Linked DNA regions of Homo sapiens: region 1 is linked to region 2. The links are chromatin loops, found by intact Hi-C in ENCODE. Cell type or tissue: ovary. All regions are shown on one strand. Region 1 overlaps GATAD2A (GATA zinc finger domain containing 2A). Region 2 overlaps GATAD2A (GATA zinc finger domain containing 2A).

Region 1 (8,000 bases), 65 kb after region 2:
GGGAGAGGCACATTGAGGAGGTGTTCAGGTCGGTCCCTGAGCAGTCCCCGCTCTCCCCAAGGCACAGAGCCCCATCAACCCTCTGTGGGGAAGAGTATGACTTGGCAGACTAGAGATGCGGAGAATCAGCCCCGGGAGGACCAAGACCCAATCGTGAGGTTGGCCACACAAGCCCATCCTTGGCAACCAGAGCTGGCACTGGAGGCCGGAGTTCCCACCTCTGCTCTCAAACTGAGCTTCCCATTAGGGTGACAGCCAGTACATGTTGTAGGCCCCTGGTCTGCCCCTGCCTGTCTCCTCCCTCAGCCATGGGAACCACAGCCTCCTTGAAGGAGGAGACAGGCAGGGGCAGGCCGGCAGCCTAAGGCATGTACTGGCTGTCTTCCACTTCCACCATCTTCTACTCCCCATAATAAACCAGACGGCCCTCCTTAATTTCCCAGGTCCACCCAGCGTCAGAGCACCTCACCACGGCCTTCAAGGCCCGGCCCACTTCAGCCGCAAGTGCGCTACGTGCATGTGAAGGAGCATACACGTTCCATGCTCCCGCTCCAACCACCTGGCCTCCTTTCAATTCCTCAGACCCAGCACGCCTGCCTACTCCCCGTGCCAGACCTTTGCACGCACCGTTCCCATGGCCAGGAGAGCCCCTCCTAGCTCCCACCCATCCTTTGGGTTCAAGCACCTGTTACTCAGGCAAGCTCTCCCCCCCAGCCCCTCACCATGGACCACGATGCTGGAACTTTTTGCTGAAACTTGCTACTTGAAATCGAGCATCCCACTTCCCAAAGGCTCCATGCTCCATGGACACAAGGCGCTTGCGCATCACCTCATCTAACACCCACGTGGGCACGGAGGAGGAGACTACAAAATGGGGACCTCCACGAGTTGTCAGGACCCAACCAAGAGGTTTCTACCACCGGCTGGAGGCAAAAAAAAAAAAAAAAACATACAAATGCTGTCTTTAATTAAAATAGTTAATCAGTGCCAGGAAGAAGCCACATGGAGATAGGCAAGACTACAGCCATGGGCACGGCACAGCCCCTGGGGTGAGTCCAGAGCTTCGGGGCGCGGCCAATGTCCCCCTCCTGCCCCACCCCTGGCATGCTATTTGGGGAGCTGTGGGGACCCTGTGTCTGAAGGGCTTCCCTCAGGCCACCACTGAGAATTGAGAGTTGCCCCAGTGTCAGTGGTGCCCACACTCTGCACTCCCCGTATCCTTTCTTATGGCAGAGGCTGTGTCCCACCCTAAAACCCCATTCACAGTTCTCATGCGGGTCCAGAGCCCTGCCCTCTGGTAAGCTCAGACTCCAGCACCACACCCCTCTCGCTCCCTGGCACTCCAGGCCTCCCTCCAAACCATCCCAAATGCTCACGAGCTTCCTCCTAGCACATTCTGCCCAGCCTGGCTCACCTGGCAGTTAAACAGTGGGCCCAATGCCCTCCCGGGGAGCCTGCCTGCCTGCGTGGAACCTACCTCAGGCCTCCAGACCATCCTGAGAACCCAGTGACAGGCCCTGGCACCAGGCAGCTTCTCAAACAGAAGCAACTACTTCTTTCTTTTATTATTATGATTAATGTTGTTCCTCAAAACATTGCTACCTCTATCTGGATGCTCCTCTTATTGTTTCCACCCAGGCTCCCAGCAGCTGCCTGGGCAGTGCATGCAGCAGTCCTAAACTGCCTATCGACCCCAGATCTTAAGTGCCCAGAAACCAAATGTCTACGTGCAGATGACACTGAGGCCTTAGGAAGTGTCTGAAACATTTAAGTGTTTAGTATTTCAGATGCCTGATGTATTGCAGTATTAAAGGACACCAGAAGAAAATGTCACAAGAACAAAAGAGGAAATGACTTCTCTAATACTGAGGATCTAGGAACTGGTCTCGAAATAAAAATAAAATAAAAATACCAACACACTGCTGTATTAAAGGAAACTCACTGACAAACAGATATAGGAAAATAAAAAATACCTTCGAGGCTGGGTACGGTGGCTCACACCTGTAGTCCCAGCACTTTGAGAGGCTGAGGCAGGTGGATCATGAGGTCAGGAGATCGAGTCCATCCTGGCCAACATGGTAAAACCCTAAAAATACTAAAAATGTCCCTATTAAAAATACAAAAATTAGCTGGGTGTGGTGACGCACGCCTGTAGTCGCAGCTACTCAGCAGGCTGAGGCAGGAGAATCGCTTGAACCTGGGAGGCGGAGGCTGCAGTGAGCCAAGATCATACCACTGCACTCCAGCCTGGCGACAGAATAAGACTCCATCTAAAAAGAAAAAAAGAAAGAAAGAAAGAAATACCTTCAATCCCCAAGCAATGCACGGGAACAGAGACCTCAGATGTTCCTGGACACTGTTTCTCCCTAAATCCCCTAAAGATTGCAGGGGTCCTAGGATGACCCCACCTGTCCAGGGACTGAAGAAAACCCATAGAATATCCGCACTCTAACATTGTGATCCCAAGATGATGTCATTAAGAGCCTTCTAGAACCACGTGCATTTTTTTAACCCCACCCCCACCCCCAGTACTTAGCACAAGCTAGGAAATGAGTGTGTGTGCCTTTGTCCCTTTGTCCCCAAGCTAATTCTGAGAGGACAGAATACATGTTGTCATAAAGGTATAGAATATTTCTGAATTCAGAAAGGTTCATTTTTTTATTGTGGTAAAACGTACACAAAATTTACATCTTAACCATTTTGAGTTCACAGTTCAGTGGCATTAGGTGCAGTCACACTGTTGTGCAACCATCATCCATCCATCTCCAGAACTTACCATCTTCCCCAGCTGAAACTCTATCCCCATTAAATACTCACTCTCATCTCTCTGCCCCCAACCCCTGGCAACCCCCCTTCTTCCTTCTGTCTTTAAGAATTTGAGAGTCTAGGAACCTCATATAGGTGCAATCATAAGTGTGTCTTTTTGAGCCTGACTTCTCTTACTCAGCATAATGTCCTCAAGGCAGAGCCACACACATCACATGCCAAAGCGTGTACAGAAAAAAAGCACATGAGCCTGGTATACCCATGGTGCCAAACAAAGCATGGTTCTGAAACTCTGCTCCCCAGCTCAGCCATGCCACTGACATGCTTCACTACCAACTAGTCCTTCCCTCCGCTTCTCAAATAAGCCGCATAAAGAAAGCACTGGAGGCCGGGGGCAGTGGCTCACGCCTGTAATCCCAGCACTTTGGGAGGTTGAGGCGGGTGGATCGCTTGCGGCCAGAAGTTCGAGACCTGCCTGTGCAACATGGTGAAACCCCATCTCCATTAAAAATACAAAAAAAATTTGCCAGGGGTAGGGGTGTGTGCCTGTAGTCTCAGCTACTCGGGAGGCTGAGGCACAAGAATCACTGGAACCCAGGAGGCGGAGGCTGCAGTGAGCCAAGATCGCATCTCTGTATTCCAGCCTGGGCAAAAGAGCAAGATTCTATCTCAAAAAAATAAAAATTAAATTAAAAAGCACTGGAAACACATGGAATGGTGAGGTAACAGCAGCGGCCACACATTATGTCATAGATGGACAAGTCTGCCGGCCTGATCCCAGCTCTTAGCTGCAGAAGAACAGTACCTCCCGGGGACTCTAGCCTTGTCTCACAGCCATAAGCCAAGGAATGCTTGTTGTGTGAATGGAGATGACTAGCTCATCTTGGGTACAAACTTCTCCTCTAAGTTTGTGGAATAGAAGCCAGAGACATCCCAAATACACTTCCTGGAGCACCCAAGCTAGACACACGAAGACTTATATGGACCCACGGCTGGGTATGAGCCCTGAGCTCCCATCACATCTAACTCTAGACAAGGGAAACTCCAGACAACCCACCCATAGTGCCCCTACTAATTAACATCATTAAAAAGAAAACCACTATGTCTGCAGGGGCCAGGTGCAGTGGTTCATGCCTGTAATCCCAGCACTTTGGGAGGCCGAGGTGGATGGATTGCGTGAGCTTACAAGTTCGAGACCAGCCTGGACAACATAGCAAAACACCATCCCTACAAAAAATACAAAAATTAGCCAGGCGTGGCGGAGCACCTGTAGTCCCAGCTACGCTAGAGGCTGACATGGGAAGATGCCTTAAGCCCAGGAGGTGGAGGATGCAGTGAGCAGACACTGAGCCACTGCAGTCCAGCCTGGGCGACAGAGCCAGACCTTGTCTAAAAAAAAAAAAAGAAAAGAAAAGAAAAAGAAAACCACTATGTCCCCTGTCAAGTTCTGAGCTCCAAGCCTGCCTATAATCCCTTGGGCCCATGGGAGTTGCTGCACTGGGGAGCTGTCTGCCAGGCCGGTGTGTGGCTGAGTCCACAGATGCTGGGTGAAAAACAAAATGCCCAGTGACCCCGCCTGAGGTACCCAACTGGAACAAGAGAGCGGGCATTTCTTTGCCAATCATTTCAGATTGGAAATGTGCAAAGCATGCTAATTATGGCTTGGTCAAGTGCTCCTGAATAGAGTAAGGGGAAAGGGGGTAAACAACTATCTGGTGCTCCCACCTCATTCACCTCTAAACAGGCCATCTCCTTTGCACATGCACCTGTGTGACCTGTGACCACAAAGCACAGAGTCCTCTTGGGATGACTCTAATAAAGGGGAGGGGAGGGAACAGCCGAATGGCCAGGACCAGTCAAAATAAAAAAATTTGGGAGGATCCCAAAAGGCTCCATCTGGCAGAAGACACTGCCTCCATCATAGGAGAATGCACACAGAAGGTTCTAATGACAGCCAGCCTTGTCCCCAACAAATTGCCACCCAAATAGCCTCCCCACACTGCAATATTTCAACTAATTGTATTACCTTTACGGTCAGTGGCTGGGTTTTGTTCACTTAATGCCAAGAAATAAAACCTCCAGTTATTCTATTCTTATGGCAAGTTTTCTCAAGTTTGGGTTTTTTTTTTTTTTTTATTGTTGCACAGGCTAGTCTTGAACTCTTGGCCTCAAGCAATCCTCCTACTTTGGCCTCCAAAAGGGCTGGGATTATAGGTGTCAATGACTGCACCACACCTTTTTTATTTTTTGTAGAGATGGGATCTCACTATGTTGCCCAGGATGGTCTCAAACTCCTAGCTTCAAGTAATCATCCTGCCTCAGCCTCCCAAAGTGCTGGGATTACAGGCACAAGCCACCACACCCAGCTCAAGTTTGTTTTTCAAGCAGGAACAACACCTAACCTGTCATATGGGCAACCTCCTGGAAAGGTGAGGATGCTTCCTTCACCAATGCACAGCACAGTCGCTGCCTCTGAGGCCCCAGACCCCAACCACAGGTGTGTCACATGGTCAAAAGTAAAGCGCCAGGCCAGGCATGATGGCTCATGCCTGTAATCCCAGCATTTTGGGAGGCCGAGGCAGGAGGATCACTTGAGGCCAGGAGTTCGAGACCAGCCTGAGCAACAGAGAGAGACCCCCATCTCTACAAAAAATTTAAAAACTCAGTGGAGGTCAGGCGCAGTGTCTCACACCTGTAATCCCAGCGCTTTGGGAGGCTGAGGGGGGCAGACCTCTTGATCTCAGGAGTTCAAGACCAGCCTGGGCAAAATAGCAAAACTCCGTCTTTACAAAAAATACAAAAATTAGCTGGGCATGCTGGCTCATGCCTATGGTCACAGCTACTCAGGACGCTGAAGCAGGAGAATCACTTGAGCCTGGGAGGTGGAGGATACAGTGAGCCAATATCACGCCACTGCACTCTAGCCTGGACGACAGAGCAAGACCCTGTATCAAAAACAACAACAAAAACTTACAAAGCCACATGCAGTGGCTCATGCCTGTAATCCCAGCCCTTTGGGACGCTGAGGTGGGAGGATCACTTGAGCCCAAGAGTTTAAGACCAGCCCTAGAAAACAGTGAGACCCTGTTTCTATAAAAAATTTAAAAACTAGCTGGGTGTGGTGGTGCATACCTGTAGTCCCAAGTTACTCGGGAGGCTGAGGTGGAAGGATCACTTGAGCCCTGGAGTTTAAATGTTACAGTGACCCATGATCATGCAACTACACTCCAGCCAGGATGACAGAGCAAGACACTGTTTCTTAAAAGAAAAGAACATAAAGGTAGTTTCTAGGATACCATAGGGTCCACCTAGATCCGAATCCAGAGTGGCTGGGGAACAACTGGCCAAGCAGCAAGGTCAGTGCTGTCCACCCACAACCTTCCAGACACCTCCAAGTCCAGTTTAGGGCAAGTGGGAGGGCCTGGCAGACCTCAAGCCCCCACACTTCGCATTCATTCTGCCCACGCCATCCCCAACCCCCTCTACAACAAAGAATTCTAGAAATCCACCAAGCTTCCTTTGCTAAGAGGCAGAATTCAATTTCTCTGACCATCAGCTGCCAAATCAAACAGTCAATTCGGTAAATTCTCAGACTTGGCTGGAACCATCCACTAACCACGCCATGGCACCAATGGCCCTGGCTAAGGCCACGTGGTCAGCTCAGGGGGGCATTCAGCCCAGGATTCTCAGGGCCTTGCCCAAGAACCAGGCCAACAAGCTGGTTCTTAGTCCCAGAAGCTTCATCACTGCGGCAAACTGATGACGCACCACAGCCATCACAAAAATCATGTGATGACTGAAATGCTGCAAAGTATAAATGAAGAAACTATAACAATGGCAAAATCTATCAGCAAATCTCAGCCGCCACCGCATACGCCAATTAAGAGAGAAATAGGCCAAGTGTGGTGGCTCATGCCTGTAACCTCAGCACTTTGGGAGACAGACAGGAGGACTGCTTTGAGCCCAGGCGTTTGAGACCAGCCTAGGCAATACAATGGGACTCTGTCTCTACAAAATATTTTCAAATTAGCTGGGAGTGGTGGTGCGCACCTGCAATCCCAGCCACTCGGGAGGTTGAGGTGGGAAGATCACTTGAGTCCAGGAAGTCAAGGCTCCAGTGAGCCATTTTTGTGCCACTGCACGCCAGCCTGGATGACAGAACGAAATCCTAACTCAAAAACAAACAAAAGGCCGGGCGCAGTGGCTCACGCCTGTAATCCCAGCACTTCAGGAGGCCGAGGCGGGCAGATCATGAGTTCAGGAGATCGAGACCATCCTGGCTAAAACGGTGAAACCCTGTCTCTACTAAAAATACAAAAAATTAGCCGGGCGTGGTGGTGGGCGCCTGTAGTCCCAGCTACTTGGGAGGCTGAGGCAGAAGAGTGGCATGAACCCGGGAGGCGGAGCTTGCAGTGAGCCAAGATCGCGTCACTGCACTCCAGCCTGGGTGACAGAGCCAGACTCCATCTCAAAAAAAAAAAAACAACAAAAACAAAAAGAATAGAGAAATGCAAGGCTGTACACATACTCCACACCTCCTTGACAATGTATAGTATCAGACAATAAAAGTATGATTGGAAGATGCAAGAAGAGCAAGGGCTCCTCAGAGTGTTTCACAGAACTGTCAACTGTCCTCACCACTATCCCCAGCCCTTACAGGATAAACTGAGGCCAAGATGGAGGAAGCAATGCCTCCCTGAAGTCTTAGATGTCACAGAAGGGACACCGAGGCTTGGGGAAAGCAGGTGCCAGGTGGACGTGGGGCTCTGCCAGCTAGGAGGAGTTCTGCTTGTGTGGCCCAACAGCCAGCTTCCAGGGAGCAAGCAGAGAGAAAAACTGTGCTGGTGGGGGCTGGCACCTGGGGAACCCTGCTCCAAGAGGAGCCAGATAGCAAAGGCCAAACCGCCTGCCTCCTGCGGTGGGAAGCAAGCAATCCCAGAGCCTTGAAATATGCTTGCTGTTTCTGCCTCAAATGGCGTTTTCCTTGCTGGGAAGAGGCTTCAGTATGAAAATGCTGATATGTTATAAAGAACAATGTAAATTTCACTAGAATCACTGCCTAAAAATAAGAAGGTCTGGCTGGGTGCAGTGGCTCACGCCTGTAATCCCAGCACTTTGGGAGGCCAAGGAGGACAGATCACCTGAAGTTAGGAGTTCGAAATCAGCCTAGCCAACATGGTGAAACCCTAGTCTTTACCAAAAATACAAAAATTAGCTGGGCATGGTGGTGGGAG
Region 2 (8,000 bases):
TGGCTCACGCCTGTAATTCCAACACATTGGGAGGCCAAGGCGGGTGGATATCTTGAGCCCAGGGGTTTGAGAACAGCCTGGGTAACAGTGAAACCTCATCTCTACAAAAAATGGAAAAATTACCCAGGCATGGTGGTGTGTGCCTGTAATCCTGGCTACTTGGGAGGCTGAGGCAGGAGGATGGCTTAAGCCTAGAAGGCAGAGGCTACAGTCAGCTGAGATCGTGCCACTGCACTCCAGCCTGGGTAACAGAGCAAGACCCTGTCTCAAACAAACTAACAAGGCAAACGTATAACACAAAATTAAGAAAGATGACTACTGATTCTAGATACTGGAACAAGGAATAGTGACTCCACCCAGAGCCGTGCAAACCTGGGCTCACTCCTGAGTGAGTCCCACCAACGTGGCAGTTCATTCTCACGTGACACTGGCCGGCCCACGGCAGGATGGGCATGGTCACCCCCTAGAGCAAGCTGAGGGCTCAGGCCTGTTTGAGAGGGAGGGGCAGGAGGGCCTCTTCTGACCTCAGCCATATGGCTGGGAGAAAACCTCTGCCCCTCACCTGGAGGCCCTGGAAGGAGGCTCTCTGGCCGGAAGAGTCAACACGAAGGGAGATCAGGCTTGCTAGGGGCGCTCACTGGAAAGCCCCCTTCCAGTGTTGGCCATGATTTCTGTCTGTGACATTAACAGTGGCCTACTTTGGGCCGTGGGGCTTGGAAAGTGCACGTGTGCTTCTTCCCCTAGGCTGTGGGCTGGAGGGCCTCACTCCAGCCTACTCAGAAGGAAAGCGCAACCTCTTGCAGAACCTGGGCCAGGGCTGTTTGGGAGCCCGAGGAGCCTGTGCTTGACAGCAGCAGTGCCAGCAGGGCACCCAGTGAGACGCAGAAAGGACACTGACCTGGAGTGATGGCTTGCCAGCAGGAATGTTCTGAGTGCCCCGAACAAGCGGGGGAGGGGTGGTCACGGTGCTCCCAACAGAACCTGTGGGCTGCAAGAGAGCAGGACACCAGGAGGTGAGGGGCCACCGGGCCGGTCCCTCTCCTCACACGGAGTTGCCAAGATTTAATGCTGCCGAAGAGGACTGACTGTCTTCCTCCTCTACGGCATCAGGCGCTCAGAGGTTCTGCTTGAAGGCTGAAAGTGACCCCATCTGCAGTGGGAAGTGACAATTTCTACATGGGCCTAGAAGAGATTTTCCAGCAGCCCCACCCCCTACTCTCAGCATCACTTCTTGGCTGCTCCCTGACACCCACGCAGTATCCTGGCACCCGCTGTGCCCTCTAGGGGACAGAATGGCTGATGGTGGCAGCACTGCTGAGGCAAAGGACCCATGGCCCAGACAGGGAGATCTCAATCTCAGTGAGAAAACGGTGACTCTGGGCACTTTTTAAAGCTGCATGTTCCAGTAGAGAAGGGCCAGTGACAGACTTGGTGTCCCTCCATGAGTTTTCGACAAGTGACAAAGAAATAGAAAAAAGAAACCAGCAGGCTCTTTCCAATCCACTTGCTAACTAGGTAGGTGTAAGGTGGGGGGCGGGGAGGGGGCGCGGGGGCAGTGGGGGCAGGGTTTCAAAAAACAAACCCCAAGCCAGAGCAGAGAGAGTCCTGTCCTTCCTTCAGCTCCTGCTGCCCAGAACACACTTACTTTCTGGGTCACTGAGGCAATGACTAAAGTACTTGGAAGGTCGGAGTTTCCCAGAACAGAGCACTCAAAAAGCCTAACAAAATAAACTTAACCTCGCTGCCCATTAAGCTGCATCTAGAAGCAGCGCAACAGCGAGCTTCGGGCTCCAGGGAAGAAGAAACAGAAGCAGGACCCTCCCGACAGTTGGGGCTGAGATCCACGGGAGCTCAGCACACTTGCAGCTGGGAGGGGACTGAGACGCACACAGCAGGAGGGATGATGGTAGAGACTGGGGCATCCCCTGCGCCCACAGTGCAGGCGGCCTTTCTGCACAGAGTGCTTCACCCAGAAACATGCTTCCAGCGGCACCAGACATCTGTGCTCCACTTCCTTGACACCTGTTGTCTAAGTGAGCTTTAGGGCGGGCACAGTGGCTCACGCCTGTAATCCCAGCACTTTGGGAGGCCCGTGTGGGCGGATCACGAGGTCAAGAGATCCAGACCATCCTGGCCAATGTGGTGAAACCCCGTCTCCACTAAAAACACAAAAATTAGCTGGGTGTGGTGGCACGCGCCTGTAGTCCCAGCTACTCGGGAGGCTGAGGCGGGAGAATCACCTGAACCCAGGAGGCAGAGGTTGCAGTGAGCCAAGGTTGCGTCAATGCACTCCAGCCTGGCGACAGAGTGAGATTCCATCTCAAAAAAAAAAAAAAAAAAGTGAGCTTTAGACCCTCAGAACCAGAATACTCTAGACTGAAATTCACTTTAACATCTTGTAAGCTGAATCCAAAATGCACACTGGAGTCCACAAATGCGGGAGTGGGACCTTGCCCTATACTCCCTCAAGGAAGCCCTTTCACCTTTCTGGCCGCTGACATTGATGAGGGGATCAAGGCAAGGCCAGGCGCTCCTGCTGGCCCAGGAAGGAGGGGAGACAGGCACGCACCTTCTGGGCGGTGGCTTCCTTTTGTATTTGACTCTGCCGCAACTTTTTCAACAACACGAGTTTTGCTTCTTCTAACCTCAATTCTTCCTTCAGCTGCTTGATCATCCTTTCTCGTTCTTCAGGACTGCTTTTCTGCAGGGGCGAGAGGAACAGGGTTGAGAGGGAGCGTCCTTGGTGAGGAGCAGAGGCCCTGCCATCACTAGCTCCACCTGAGGGTGTCATGAGTAGGAAGGGCACAGTGGGGCTCCGGCGGCAGCGCCAACACGTGGCTCACCATGAGGGCCTCGGTGCTAGTCTCCTTCAAGGCCACCGTGGTCAGCCCATTCACTCTCGGGCTCGAGGGCTGCTCGTTGTCGGAGAGCACAATCACGTCAGGTGAGGGGGGTCTCCTCTCGGACTTCATGTCACTGTGGGGTGGAGACAGTAGTGACCAGAGCGCCCTTGACAGCTGGACCCAGTGCCCACCCCTGTGGACACATGGCAGGGAGCTGAGACCTCCCCGTCTGTTCCCTGTCTGCCCTGCATCCTCCACATCCCCTGCCCTGCCCCATGGCTCCCAGGCTGCCTCCTTCTTCTTACCCACACGTCATAGGGCACCCAATCCCAGTGCCCAGGTGGGCACCCTGATGGTAGGGACTTCATGCCTGCCGCCATGTCGCCAGGGCTGAGGGTGCGTATGCCCCTGAGCATGACATGGTGACTTTGGAAAACATGGCTGCTCCCTCTACCGTGTGCCTCGGATCAGGTAAACACTCGGCTCGGGATCCTGGGGCCCTGCTCAGTGTTAGCCATTGTGGGGGCTTGAGCATGCTGGGTCTGATGGCATGTGTGTGCCTCGCCACCAGCCCGCAGCCCCTGGCCATGGTGGAAACCCCTTGAAGGGGAGCCCAGCTCCCTGCGTGAACCAGATTTTCTTCTCTCCACTCAGGCAGGCCAAAGCCCTCACACCTGGCAGCCAACCTGTCCCCAGAAGACCGAGGGGTGTATCCACAGGCTGCCAGCTTGCTCACAAGGTGGCACCAGGTGCTAGATGGCCCTTCTTGGGCCCCACATGGCGGCAGTGGCTGTCTGTTTTGAAACTGACTAGGACACAAGTTCTCTCAAAGACCAGAGACTCTTCACCTGCCTGATCTACTCATGGACTGGTTTCTGGCTGGCTGCCTCCAGCCCCACGTGGATGCCAAGGTCATTCTGCCTGTTACCCTGCTGCCCACTCCGTAAGTCCCAGCTCAAAACTGCAACATGAGACAGTTCTCATGATTCCAGCCCCCACACCTTTTTCTTTCTAATGAATTTGCCACGGTCTGGGGAGCTCACTTCCACCTGTGAACTTGACCTAAGGCCTGTTCCTCCCCTTTTCACCGTCGGCCCACGGCATCTCACTACCAGTTGGGAAGCACCAGGGGACAATCGGGGAAGTACTTGCAGGCTTTCCTCTTTTGTTATTTTGTCAAAGTATGGTCACAAACGTCTAAGAGTGTGGCTGATGAGCTGCTGTTATTCATCAGAACTGGGAAACAGTGAATATCCATTCTGTGCTAACTGCAGGCCAGGCTCCGAGACAAGTGCTCAAGGCACCCCAAGTCATTTGACCCAGGCAGGAACACACTAGTCTGATTTTCCCTTTCCTGTGAACGATCCTCTAGGATGTATGTGTACAGCTGACACTACTGAAGGCGCAAGGCTGAACACCTGCTGTGGTGTCGCTGACCCAACGCAAGTCCCAAAGATGGCACTTTGTCCCCAACCAAGCAGCTCCATTTGCTGACGGCACAAGGCAAACTGTCCCTGATGATCTGGGTTCATTGTATTCTCTTTCTTCTTTTTTGAGATGGAGTCTTGCTCTGTCGCCCAGGCTGGAGTGCCGTAGTGCAATCTCGGCTCACTGCAACCTCCACCTCCCCGGTTCAGGTGATTCTCCTGCCTCAGCCTCCTGAGTAGCTGGATTACAGGCATGCACCATCATGCCGGGCTAATTTTTTTTTTGTATTTTTGTACAGACAGGGTTTCACCATGCTGGCCAGGGTGGTCTTGAACTCCTGACCTCAGATGATCCGCCCGCCTCGGCCTCATTGTACATTCATCGAAGTGAATCAAGTCCATTTTTTTTGTCAGCAGGAAAACCAGCCAAGGACAGACACGTCCTCTAGGTGGCACTGTGACCCAGAGAACAAACTCGGACAAAGTTAACTGGTTGCCGCAGCTCAAAGTTGTCCTGGCTCTTGCTGTGCCAGGGTCTAGTTGATAATTAGACCCCGGCAGGGTTGAGGAGAGTCGCTAGGATGAAGAACCTGACTCTGCTCTAGCAGCCCTCGGGACCTCTGAGGTCCCCTCCACACCCATGAGCTGCGTCCTCAGGGAAGGGTAGACACAGAGCACCAGAGGTTAAGGCTTCACCAATGCTACCCTGGACTCGCCAGATGCTGGACTCAGGAACCGCTTTACTTGCTCTCCTCTGGTCCCTCCTAATTCCACCCACCACAGCTACGTGGTGGCTGTACCTGAACGCTGGTCCTAGCCCTGATGAAGCAGCTTCTCACCAGAGACCTGGGCGTGGACAGAAAGGTACGATTTCGAAGTATACAATCCCCCAGGCAAGGGGTTATCAGCCCACATTCTGAAGCCCAGAACCGGGTAGTTTGTTTCTAAAGTAACCCAGGACACCTCACTCAGGTCTTAGCAAACCGCCAGCATGTCTCTCCTTGCTGCCGGCCCCATGCCGCCCAAGATCGACTTTCAAGGTGACCTCAGGGCTCTAATTCCAGGTTCCCTGGACGTGTACACACACTGAGCACCTCAGAGGCAGGCAGTCCCAAGGCTTCAGCACAGAGGTGCAGCAGCTGGCCTCCACCCAGGTGGCCTCCAAAGTGAACAGGGGAGCAGGGGGCCAAGGCAGCATCTTGTATAGAGTTACAGACACAATTCCTGGGCTAGCATGAGCTGAAATGAAATGACAGCCAAGCTCTAAGGGACTTAACCCTTCTTATCATCTTATTGAGGGCGTGTGCTTCTTCCAGAGGTGAGATGTCTAATAAAATTCAAACCTGCCTGAAGGAAGAGGGTAGGCGAGGGGTCCAGACCACCTAGCAGCTGAAGCTGCCTGAGAGGGCTGCTCTGCCCACAGCGCTCCCTGGCCCCATCTTGGCCTGCGACTAATCAATAACTCATCCAAGAGATGATGTCACCACCCATCAATGATCACTCAGCATCCCAGCAGCCAGCAGGGAGTGAACTTCCTGTATGCTAATCAGGCCACCAAAAAGTCATGTGACAAAGGCATTTCCCTCCTTGGTCACATGACCCTTTAACTGTGCCTTCCAACGTGAAAACCATGGCAACGGCCAGTTCCAACCGGTTTGTGACACGCAGCCTTCATTTTGAGAAGGGAGGTAAAGGTTCAGGTACTGTCAGAAAATGGAGGCGCCAGGCTCACCCCAGGGCTGTGGAGCTGCAGGCACTTCCTGTGTGGCGCCAGCCCACAGGGGACTGTTGCTGCACCACAGGCTCCAGTCACCTCTACATACACCGCACACAGCAGGGTCACTGGCCCCTCTAAGTTTCTAAAATGAAAAACTTTGTTAAGCTCACTTTTTAAAGGAGAGAGGCTTTAAGAGTCTCAGTACTTTCTAAAAGAGATCTTTAATTCAGGAAAAAGAGCATGTGGCTCAAAATGATTGCAGGCATTATTTCAGGGAAATATTTAATTATAAAAACTGTCTAAAGTAAACAAAACCAGTGGAAATCTAGCCCAACATGCTGAGAGGGATGGCATCGTGGCCCAGGGACAGCGTCTGCCATTCACTCCACAGCAGCCGTCCCGGGCACCAAGTTTATTTGGAAGTGATGTGATAGTTCAGGACAAATCCCATAAGCCCGTCCTGCCCATCTTGAGAAGCCTTAATGTAAAACGTAGTGATCAAGAGATTTTATGTGACCTACAAAAATCCCTGGAAGCAGGCCAGGCTGTTATCAGCGTAAATGGTCTCACCCGCTCGCTGACACGCACCACCCCCACTCCCTGACCCGCTGGCACTGGCCCTGACCTCACAAGCACAGAAATTCTGTTACCTGCCAGGAACTTCCATAGAATTTCCTGGAGGAGAGGCCGGGATTATAAACTTAAATTGAGACACGATCCCACTTCCACAGCAAAAGGTTATGGCTTTCAGCTGCTCAGCAACCAGCGGCCAGTACGTGGTTAATATTTAGTGTCCCCTCAGCCAGTGCCGGGAAGGAGCTGTCCTTGGAGGCTGGGACCTTTGTGGTTCTCTGAACAGGCCTGCCTGGTATGCAGGAAAGACATACCCCTCTCCCTCATTCATTCATTCATTCATTCCTTACATCTGCTGAGAGCTCATTTAAAAAGCAGGTGCTATAGCAGGCAGTGGGGAGGAACCCCTGGATAAAAGGAATTTCTGTCCTTAGGGTTCAGTCTACCAGGATGGACAGACACAACAGGGGAGCGGCAGGTGGGGGCAAGGCTGTAGGTGGGCTTGGGGCTGGCCCCGTGAATGTCTGACCACCGCTGTCACCGCCATAGCAGCAGGGCAGCTTCTCCGGAACTTGTATAAATGAAGCGTGTCCTCCTTGCCCCAGACCTGCTTGATCAAAGTCTGTATTTCAGCAAGATCCCCCAAGTCTTGCACACACTAGGGAAGTTAGGGATGACCATGACCTGTAGCTCGTGAGGCCTCGGTACAAGAAATCCTCCTCCAGGCTGGCTTGGGGAGACAGGCAGGGCCCAGCAATGCCTTCTCCAGCCACAGAACCATTTCCCACTAGAACCTTTCCTCCTCACCTCTTTCAGGCCTAGCAGGGTGGGCTGCTGGCTGTGTGCAAGGGTGGGATGAGGGCTCTGCTAGAGCCAACACCAGCCCTGCCAGCTCACTTGTCCCTTGTGCAAACACTCATCTTGGGCTCACCAGGCCCTACCTGACATGAACCAAGCTGTTAACATCCCCCGCCCTCCTGGGGCCTGGCCCACAGACATGGCCCAGCATGGCCATGTTCTGCCTGCAGAACATCCCTCTTCAACATGCCTCAGGAAGCCTGCCCGGCCCTGTCCCCTTGCCTCGGGGTGAAGGTCATGGCAGAACTCGGGGTTCCACTCGGGGGAGTGCAGGTCTGAGCAGAAACCCCCCAGAGCTTCCCAAGAAGGGCTGGCTGGTGGGTCTGTGTTCCTTAGCCACCCCCAGCCCAGTGACTGGCCCACCCACCCTCGGCCCAGCAAGCCCATCTAAGTGCCTTTGGCTCCCTGCACGGCACCCCACCCCACCCCCCTATGAAGATGAGCCCTCCCTCCCCCTGCCTTGCAGGGTGACATGTCAGCACCTGTCTGACAAGCAGGTTCCTGCACCCTGAGCTGGGGGCCATCACGACCTCCTTCAGGTGGGTGTGGCACCGGCACAGCACCCAGGGACCTATGGCCCCA

The links. Hi-C counts contacts between places; a loop is a spot of excess contacts. Peaks named below come from ENCODE experiments on the same cell type or tissue, not always from the same donor. Only the 100,000 strongest peaks of a DNase experiment are listed, where the experiment ranks them.
Region 1: it touches region 2 in a loop (2.0-fold over the local background); 14 of 110 quality-filtered maps call a loop at or near these places.

Annotation. Positions count from the first base shown.
Region 1 is chr19:19,421,966-19,429,965 of GRCh38, reverse strand. The region is part of intron 1 of GATAD2A (GATA zinc finger domain containing 2A); the gene reads right to left. Among named protein-coding and RNA genes, the nearest start is that of MIR640, 9.1 kb to the left of the region's middle. RefSeq lists an enhancer at 1,391-1,894. In ovary, no CTCF peak of the experiment used is centred here; no DNase peak of the experiment used is centred here.
Region 2 is chr19:19,487,282-19,495,281 of GRCh38, reverse strand. It overlaps GATAD2A (GATA zinc finger domain containing 2A), which reads right to left. Exons shown (of 12, transcript NM_001384528.1): 3 at 2,844-2,976; 4 at 2,570-2,701; 5 at 899-988. Among named protein-coding and RNA genes, the nearest start is that of TSSK6, 24 kb to the left of the region's middle. RefSeq lists enhancers at 2,472-3,671, 4,588-4,882, 4,732-4,981, 5,740-6,019, 5,539-6,322 and 2 more. In ovary, a CTCF peak has its summit at 4,721 (motif pointing right); DNase peaks (open chromatin) are centred at 4,731 and 5,883; H3K27ac peaks cover 3,011 bases.